Linked DNA regions of Homo sapiens: region 1 is linked to region 2. A link is a contact called in ENCODE Hi-C or POLR2A ChIA-PET data. All regions are on one chromosome and are shown on one strand. The core of a region is the stretch at or near the end of the contact, and the rest is flanking DNA. Distances in the headings are between cores, read along the strand shown.

Region 1 (4,579 bases), core at 2,001-4,500, 85 kb after region 2:
GGCAGGACATCTATCCCAGTTATAGAGAAAGAGCAGTGACCAATTCATCACTGTTGCCAGCTGCACATCCAGGCAGCAAATGCAAGGAACCTGCTGAGTGACCTCCAAGACAAAAGACAGTGGAGCAGCATTCAGAGAGTCTTGAGGGAAGAGGGGAATGACCTTGAGACTCTACTCCCAATCAAGTCGTCATTCCCACATAAAGACAACTGTTCACACATAACACAGGAGGCCTCAGAGTAGTGGCATGGAGAAGACATACACGAGAAAGCTTTAGAGGAAGCTCAACATTCAAGTTAAGGAAACAACTTCCAGGAAGGTCAGGGTTGGCCTCTGCTATCCTTCCTACTCAGCTCATGGTCCAGAGCCCAGCATGAGGGGCTACCTGTGCACAGGCCTTGGTCAGTTTTCAGTATGGGGGACCTCAAGGTTATTGTACATCAGCGGCTCCCTGGGCACCCTATAAATAGCACTTTGCCACATGCATTTACAGAAGGTACTCCTGCTGGCTCCATTTTACTTCAAGGGCATCACAACATGGATGGCCCAGTTGAGAGTGAATTCCCAAGTCCCAATGTCCAGGTGGCCATATGGTATTCTGCTTCATAGCTGTTCTAGGGCATTGCGGTGATATCTACTAACCAAACATAACCAAAAGCCCACAAACTCCAGGGATTAGAGTGAAGACCAAAGGAAGGGAGTAACACATAAAGTTCAGACAGCAAAAGGAACAGACAGTGGAATTTTGTCTCTGACTTAGAACTGGCACCAGTGAGTGAGTCCCCCAAGAAACTATTCCTGGGATGAGCAGATGATTGTATCCGAACCTGGTCTGACGAGGTCCTGACCCCAAGTAGCTAGATGGGTACCCTCAATACTTGCTGGTTTGCCCTTTGCCGAGAGTTTCCAAAAAGAACAAGGACATACTTCATGAACCTCTTCATTGCAACTTTACTGTATTTTTCCTAACATCCCCGTCCCCCCGTTCTCACTGAGGCAGTTCCCCTTTCCACCTGTGGGCTCAGATAAATAGGTGGGGCACCTGGAAGTGCAGATAGGCAGTGCCAGGTCTATCAAGCCCTATGACCCCACACTGGGCCACCTTGCTTTCAGTCTTCCTGCTAGCATGAAAGGGCTTAGGACACAGAAAAGCTCCTATCTCGAACCAAGCCAGATTCCCATTCCTGGGTGTTGGGGGACAGCGGAGGAGGACCAAAATCAATCACAGAATATCCAACACTGGTGTTTGGGAAGCTGAACTCGGGGCTGACAAAGGGACCCTATGACAGCTCTGCGCACACCCAACTGGCTGAGGAGAGGGAGCAGCAGACAGATTTGGCTGAGTGACTCTGCAGGGTCACTCTAAAGGCAAGGAAGACTGTGGAGGGTGGGGGACATGCATGCACCCCTTCCTCCCCTACACAGCCAGAGCTGATGGCCACAGCCCCTCCAGTGGACACGGGTAGAAAGGCCCTGCAGGGCAGGAGACCCTCTGAAGTGGCCCTGTTTCCATCCCTTCCATCTTCAAAGTGCATTATCAGTGCAAGAAGTAGGGCTGGATCTCAGGGGGTCCAACCCTGAGAAAGGGCTGTGCCCGCCAGCTCCCCTCATCTCCGCTGGCTGTCCCCCTTGCCCGCCCCAATCCTTTTCGTGCTAAGACCAGAACTCCTGCTGGATCTCATAAGGGGCAGGCCTGTGTGTGTTCAGTTCCGCTCTGCACAGCGGCACGGTGCTGTCCTGACTCTGCCCCTCTGCATCCAGGTCCAGGAGCGTCCGCTCAGTCGGGGGCAGCGGCCCTGCCTGGAACGGGAGCAGGGCTGGAAGTCCAGGCCGCTCCTCTACAGTGCTGCTACTGCTAGCAAAGCAGGAGTCCAGGTTGCTGGGCGTCTCTGTGCTGGAGCTGTTGGCTGGGGAGGTGCTGCGGGCATGGCTGGGGGACACAAACCACCAAGGGTCCAGCCGTTGCCGGTTGGCAGAAGGACGCGGCCGAGGCAGAAACTCCAGAGTCTTGGGTCTCTCCAAGGTAGAGTCCTGCTGAGTGTTCCAGCGCCTTGGGGTTGGGGGGAAGACCACATTGGGGTCAGGGAGACGGGGGAATTCACCTGGGTCTCGGCTGGGACTGGGGGTTTTCAACATTCCTGGTCAAAAAGACAAAAGGAGAAGCATCAGATGAGGCACCATATTTCGGGGTTAGATATCCGCTACTCCCCCCCAACACCACCATATCCCTACGCAATCAGGAGAACATGAATCACCAAATGTTTGTGGAGCACCTACTGGGAGGCACTGGGGATACAGTAGTGACCTAGAATGCCATGATCCCTGTATCTGATAAGAATAATAGGACATTTGGGGGTCACATGTAATGAAATAACTGAAGGCAGATGTTGGCAAATGACACACAAGCTGGCCACCTGTGTTTATAAACAAGGTTTTAGGTGGAGTACAGTGGCTCATGCCTATAATCCCAGCACTTTGGGAGGCCAAGGCAGGAGGATCACTTAACCCCAGGAGTTCAAGAACAGCTTGGGCAACATGATGAAACCCCATCTCTACAAAATTTTTTTGCAAAATTAGCCAGGCATGATGGTCCATGCCTGTAGTCCCAGCTACTTGGGAGGCTGAGGCAAGAGGATCACTTGAGCCCAGGAGGTTGAGGCTGCAGTGAGCTGTGATCACACCACTGCACTCCAGCCTGGGTGACAGAAACTTTGTCTCAAAAAAAAGAAAAAAAGGTATACAATAACATTTTATTGAAACACAGCCACATCCAGTGTCTGCTTTCCCACTACGGCAGCGTAGTTTAGTTACAACAGAAACTGTACGGCCTACAAAGCCTAAAATATTTACTATCTGGCCCTTCACCAAAAAAGCTTGCTGCCTCCTGACTCAAGGGCATGTCTGTTCATTTACTGCTCATCCATGTAATAAACATGTGACGGGAACAGAGCTAGGTATCAGAAGTCCAAAGGTGAGTAATGTAGGGTTTCTGTTCCCAAAGAGGTCACATATCTGAGTATAACAAAAAACAGGAGGGCAGGTCAAGCCAAACAGTTAAATACAACTGTTGTTGACACTTAAATCTCATTGAAAGGGTATTACTATGCCCCCTTTTCCTACTGGATTAGAGGCTGTTTCCAAGTCAGACTTAGGTCTTCCAGGGAGAAAGAGATGGTGACAGGAAAGAGATGGTGACAGGAAAGAGTGTGTGTCCCCAGGTGTCAGATGTCGAGGGCAGTCATATGCACGGGGATAGCAATTTGCCTGGACTCATCTCCACGCCTGAAGAGGCAGGTATGAGTCAGGGGTGAGTGTTGAAGAGTGTGATGAATGGGTGGAAGCCTGCCTTCTGAGTGTGTGTGAACTAATGCTATAATGAGAGGCAAAATCCCAGCTATGTGGCAGAAAATACTGCTCCCACATGCAGTGCAAGATTCCTTCCTGGAAAATGCATCATCCTCCTCAGGGAATAACTAGAAGCTAGACTCCTGCCCTTCCTGTGCCCTGAAAACACTACCCTACCCTAAGACTCAGGGTCTGGACATTCCAAAGGAGTCCCAGGTCTTCTGATTCTTCCTAGAACCTGCCTGTCTTCTTTCAATCCTCAGGGAAGACCCCTGAGGCACAGGTCAGAGAAAAGTCAGCCAGCCCTGGCTGCCTCCCTGATCCCAGATCTGTATTTCTTGATTGGCTAAGAGGAGGAATGGTGTTCACTCAAATCCCGAAGTGGAAAGAGAAAATGAGGCCTGCAAACATCTTCACTCCCTGAGGAGGCACAAAGAAAGGAAAGAGAAAAGAGGAAGAAGACTCACCTGCTCCAGGACTGGGGCTCAACCCATTGCTGGAGGGGCTCCTGCTGGCTAGGAGAGTCTCTGGCTTAAGGGCCCCATCAGAAGGAGTCCGCCGGTGACTGCTGGGCTGCGAGGGGGTGGTGAGGGTGACATGGGTGGGAGTCAGAGATTGGTTAGGATCTCGTTTGAAGCGCTCTACTCGGACATTGACCAGGGGGTTGTGGGTACATGGACTCAGGGGAGGGGCCTCGACTGGGCTGACTGGCATCTCATACACGACAATTTCATCGCTGTCGGAGCGCAGCAGGGAGCGTGTGGAGTTGCACTCGGAGATGGAGGAGAGGGAGAGCAGCGTCAGGGAGGCAGAGGGGTCTCCTAGCAACAGCATGGGCTCCTCCTTCTTGAAAAGCTTTCGGGATGGGGGGCTGGTGCTCCGACGAGGACGGCTGGACCTCTGAAAAAGACCCTCCCGTCTTTTCTTCTCCTCCCGGGCTGGTGGCTCAGGCTCCTCCAGGGGAAGCAGCTGGCACTTGCCAGCTTCCAGCAAGTCAAACCCTAGGCCTGTGGCTGCCAGAACAGCCCCACAGCCGAGCAGAGCCACCTCGCAGCGGCGGTGGTGGGCACCGCCCCGCTTGAGGCTGTTGGTTGGCGTCAGCTGAGGGGTACTCGTGGCCGAGTTGACTGGGGTGGGCTCCTCATGGATTCCATCACTGGAGGGGCCATCGCCATCCTCTCCACGAGGGAATGGGATACAGAGGTAGGACTGGCTGGGTGAATGCTGTAGGCGA
Region 2 (4,389 bases), core at 581-3,080:
TGGGCGACAGAACGAGACTCTGTCTCAAAAAATAAAAAATAAAAAATAAAAAAGTCACTCTGGGGAGAAGTGGAAGCCTTATGTTTGTTTCCTTCAGGGCTATGTATAAAATCAGTGATGACTATTTCAGAAGTCCCAGCTAATAGGAAAGTATCCTTTCTTGTCAGATTACAAAATAATCAATGCCTCTAATATGTATTTTCTTTTGTAAAACACTAAAACGTTTAAAGAAGAAAATACACAATTACCTCTAATCCAGTTAGAAACCCACTGTGGTGTATTTCCTTCCTGTATTTTTTTCTGTGAATAAATGTAAACAGTTTACAAAGCTGAGGTCCTCCTGTGTATACAATCAGGTATCCTGCTTTTAATCCCAGTTATTTATGTCAGAAGCATTTTCACATTTCATGAAAATATTTTCATGAAGATTATTTTAAATAGCAACAGAAAAGTTTTACATGTGTATTTATACTTCTCATTGGCTAGAAAGGAAGGAAAGATGATCACTGGTATTGCTGTTAGAGCCAGAACAGTGCAGCATGGCCCATGAGATATCTTTTCCCCTGTGTGCCTGCTAAAAGGAAGGAGACCAGCAACTGGAGGTTTATTCTGGAAGAAAGGCCACTGACCCTTCGACCAGGTCTGCAGCACCAGCTGAGTAGCCCAACAAGCTCCAGGTTCTGGGGGAGTCTGAATATATTTAATCAAGGATCCATCCTCCTTCTACACAAAGCTGTGCATAGAGAGACAGGACTGGGTTTTAGGAGGAAGTTGGACTACTAGCCCAGAAGTACCTGGAAAATTAAGCTGTGTTGCTAAGGGCATCGCTGCTCCAAACAAGAGGTGGTTATGAGGCTTCTGGAATACATCTAGGCTCAGTGAACCCTTGTACTCCACATGGAAGCCTCCAAAAGAATAGCAAGAGGACAGCTAGAATGTGCTAAGAGATGTCGGTCTAAAAACCTATTTGGATGACTTGAGGGGACGCATGAAGGGTGTGCAGGCAATTTGCAAAGGGCACCAGGTTGTGGTCTCTTCTGGCTGGGATTTCCTTTTGGTTGGAAGAGATCTGGCCAGTTGTGCTGGGCCCCTGGGTGTAATTTTTGCGTATCTTGTTTTCCAGGAAATTCAAAGAAATAGGTAGGGATCGTTCTGTTTCTACGGAATTTTGAATGATCCTGATACAATGATTAGAAAAGATATCCTGACCTTCCTGGGGAGACATAGGAATCTGATCTTTACAGAGGCTACAAAGGAAGCATGTATTGGCCTGTTGATGGACTCTTCTTGACATTGAACAAGACACAGGACTCCCCTGGGGCCTTGGAATGTTCAGTGTAGAACCCTTTGAAGGGCAGAGTCTTTTGCCCTACATCTGTTCCTGTGGGGCTGTGGTGGCCCTAGCAGAAGTGTGATCAAAGGGATACAACACACAATAACTTTGTTGGTATTTTCAAATGATGTTCAAGGCTCGAATGCCAGCAGTAGAGATGGAAATCAACAAACCATGGCATTGGACCTGAAGGCTAGGAGCTTGTGCCTCTGTCCCTGGGATACCTTGTGACCTTGGATAAGCCCCTGCCATTTTACTTTACCTCCATTTTCCCATCTACTCAGAGCTATGTTTAGGAGATTTTTGTTGATCTTACCAAAGGGGCAGCTAATATCCATTGATCCCAATTGAAGCCTTGGGATAGGGATGTGGCAAGGCCTAGAAGGAAGTCACACTGGGAAATGCCTGGGATGGTGCTGGTTTGAAACAAGCTTTGCTTTTCAGTGCTTGTGGACACGTCTTAAAGCCATGGGATCAGAGCCAGCCACATAATTTGCAGGGCCCAGCATGAAATGAAATGTAGGACTCTTTGTTGAAAAGGCAGGGAGGAAGTGTCGCTAAAGATCCTGAAAGATAAAGCTTTTCTCTTTCTTTTGTTCTCTCTTTCTCTTGACTTGACATGGTGTTTTGCATTTGCTATTTGATGTCATTGCAAATAAAAAATTTTAAAATTTAATTATTAGCATAGATTTTACTATTCTTTATGATGTGTGGTGCCAGTTTTAAATGAACTTATAGGAACACTTTACTTATATGAGGAATTATAAAAATTATACAATTTATACTTCTGTAGCTCATACATGCATATGTATTTATTCTTACTAGAACAGTGGAAATGCTGCACCAAATAAACTAAACTATTTTTATTTCACTTTTTTATATGTGTACTTTATATGCATACTTCATATGTGCACTTTCCACCAGGCTTTCAGATGAGCCAGGAAAGGAAAAGGGAATACACGTGACCCTACCCTTTCCTTCTGTGTCATCATTTTCAGCATGAGTGGTTGGCTAATATGGGAAAGCAACATAGGTAGGAAAGGATATGATAGGGTTCCTAGATTATTTGTGTTTCTGAGAACATTTTTTTTTGTCCATGTTTGAAGCCATTTCTAGTTTGAATGGAAAGAATGGCCCTTTGGGACTGGCAGCATATTCATTTAGTTATGGGCATAATTAAGTCTTGATGAACTCTCACGCATCATGGGGCTCCTAGAATTCTTTGCTCCTGGGGCATTGTGAATGCTATATGCAAATGGGGCAGCAGAGAGTGGTATTGTGCCCATCTCCTCTGTCCCTGCTCATGCTGTGTTGTCCCATCAGACTTCACTTAAACAAAACACAAGTTTAAAGATAAAGTGACTAAGAATTTCAAGAAGGCAATAGCAGAGTATTAAATGAAGTACAGGTTCCTTCTGAGTGTGGGGCTCTATGCAACAGCACAAGTTGCCCACCCTTGAAGCCAGCCCTCAATGGGACACCAGAAGATGGCTGGATGGATACATCTGAGGTGGACAAAATTGGATACAGACTCTAAGGCAGAGTCTAAGAACAAAGGGTATTCAACAGATGTTGGTGTAAAGATGGATGAGTTACAAATTTAAAAACTCAGTGGTGAAAAGGAGGTCAGGGGCTAGAGACAAGCAGTAACCTTGCAATCAGAGGATGAATTCCTAGGGTAAGGATTGGTCAAAAGAAGGGAAAAGAATATAGGCCTCATGTCAAGATGCTCAGCCAAGATCTTGCCATCCCGATGGGAGAGCTTGACTGGCTAAGCTGTTGTTGACCTGGGGCTGTTCCTTAGGTAGCACCTTGACCAATAAATCTTAAGGGTCAAGTAAATGGGGCTTGTAATACCTTCTTCCAAGGAAGAAAGTGAGAATTGAAACTTGCAGAATGCTTTCAAGGAAGGTACTGGGAAGAACATTACAAATTTAGACACTGGGCTGAGTTCCTAAAGTGGATTTGGAAGCTCCTTAGTCCACCTCCAAGGGAAATAAGTCAGGTGGCTTTTAGCCAGGAACTCTTTAGGACATCTTGAAATCAGAGTCCCTACAGCCAAAATACATGGGAGTGCCCCCTCCAAGGCAAGGAAATTCATCTGCAAAGCAGACAGGAAGGCCAAGATGTGGAGCAGCCAAAAGCAGCTCCCAGAGCTTTCACTGGTTGTGGGTGACCTCCAGATTCACTATAAGGAAATCCTCTCCTCACAGCTGTTCTCTTTCACCACCAGACTGTGCCTACTCCAAACAGCTAGGATGAAAACTGAATGTTTCAATCAACCAACTAGAGATTTCCTAAGCCCCTTTGGGAAGGCAGATGTCCATATTTGGAACAAAATTTTCCGTTTCACCCAGATGATTAGTGTGGCCCAGACACGGAGCAGCAACTCTAAGGTCTAGCTCGGACAATGGTACCAGACTTAAAAAAAACAAAGATAATGCTGCAGGGATTAAAGGAGTTTAGCCTAACTGTGGTATTTATATGGCCTTGGAATTATTTATTACCACTGTAAAGCTCACTATCTTATACAGACGTACAATGTCATATCCCCAGCAAAAGTGTGAAGTGGTACTAACAAGCTCAAGATTTCTGTAAAATCAGAATTTTGATTTTGGATTTGGATATGACCCCAAACCCTATATAGGTACATGGATTCACCTGTCAATACTACCAGCTTGTCATCCCACATGAGCTAGGCATTTCCAATCATAGGGATATTCACCACCATCTGAAGCAAACTTTTTGACAACCACCACCACCAAAACAACTATAATAATAATGGTATCAGTAATGACAGAAAGGATTACCATGATGAGGCCAGCACATAGTAGATGTTCCACAAATGTGTTTGAAATGAATGAAAATGCTTTTCCCAGCATCTGTCTCTTGTTAGGGATCCAATAAATTCAATCATTCCATTAACGTTTATTGAGCACTTATTATACACCAGACTCCAGGCTTGGGGGCTGGGTATATAGCAGTTAATATGAAGGACAAGATCCCCGCCTTACATGAACTTATGTATATATAATTTCATTTGATCTGTACAACTC

What was found. A loop is a pair of places that touch in the nucleus more often than their neighbours do. ChIA-PET counts read pairs that join two places held with the same protein, here RNA polymerase II (POLR2A).
Region 1: a map of astrocyte of the cerebellum shows a loop between it and region 2 (4-fold over the local background). The contact joins two enhancer-like sites. A Hi-C loop is called at or near these places in 3 of 168 maps with a recorded cell type or tissue (astrocyte of the cerebellum, endothelial cell of hepatic sinusoid and pancreas). POLR2A ChIA-PET finds 5 or more read pairs at or near these places in 4 of 52 experiments (OCI-LY7, WTC11, activated CD4-positive, alpha-beta T cell and 1 more).

Annotation. Positions count from the first base shown.
Region 1 is chr14:70,728,727-70,733,305 of GRCh38, forward strand. It overlaps MAP3K9 (mitogen-activated protein kinase kinase kinase 9), which reads right to left. Exons shown (of 12, transcript NM_001284230.2): 11 at 3,813-4,579; 12 at 1-2,138. The coding sequence ends at 1,654. Among named protein-coding and RNA genes, the nearest start is that of LINC01269, 32 kb to the left of the region's middle. Within about 2 kb of position 3,251, at least 2 of the 41 ENCODE cell types and tissues checked have a DNase peak (open chromatin) inside an H3K27ac peak, as active enhancers do.
Region 2 is chr14:70,645,086-70,649,474 of GRCh38, forward strand. The region is part of intron 1 of TTC9 (tetratricopeptide repeat domain 9); the gene reads left to right. Among named protein-coding and RNA genes, the nearest start is that of TTC9, 5.4 kb to the left of the region's middle. Within about 2 kb of position 1,831, at least 2 of the 41 ENCODE cell types and tissues checked have a DNase peak (open chromatin) inside an H3K27ac peak, as active enhancers do.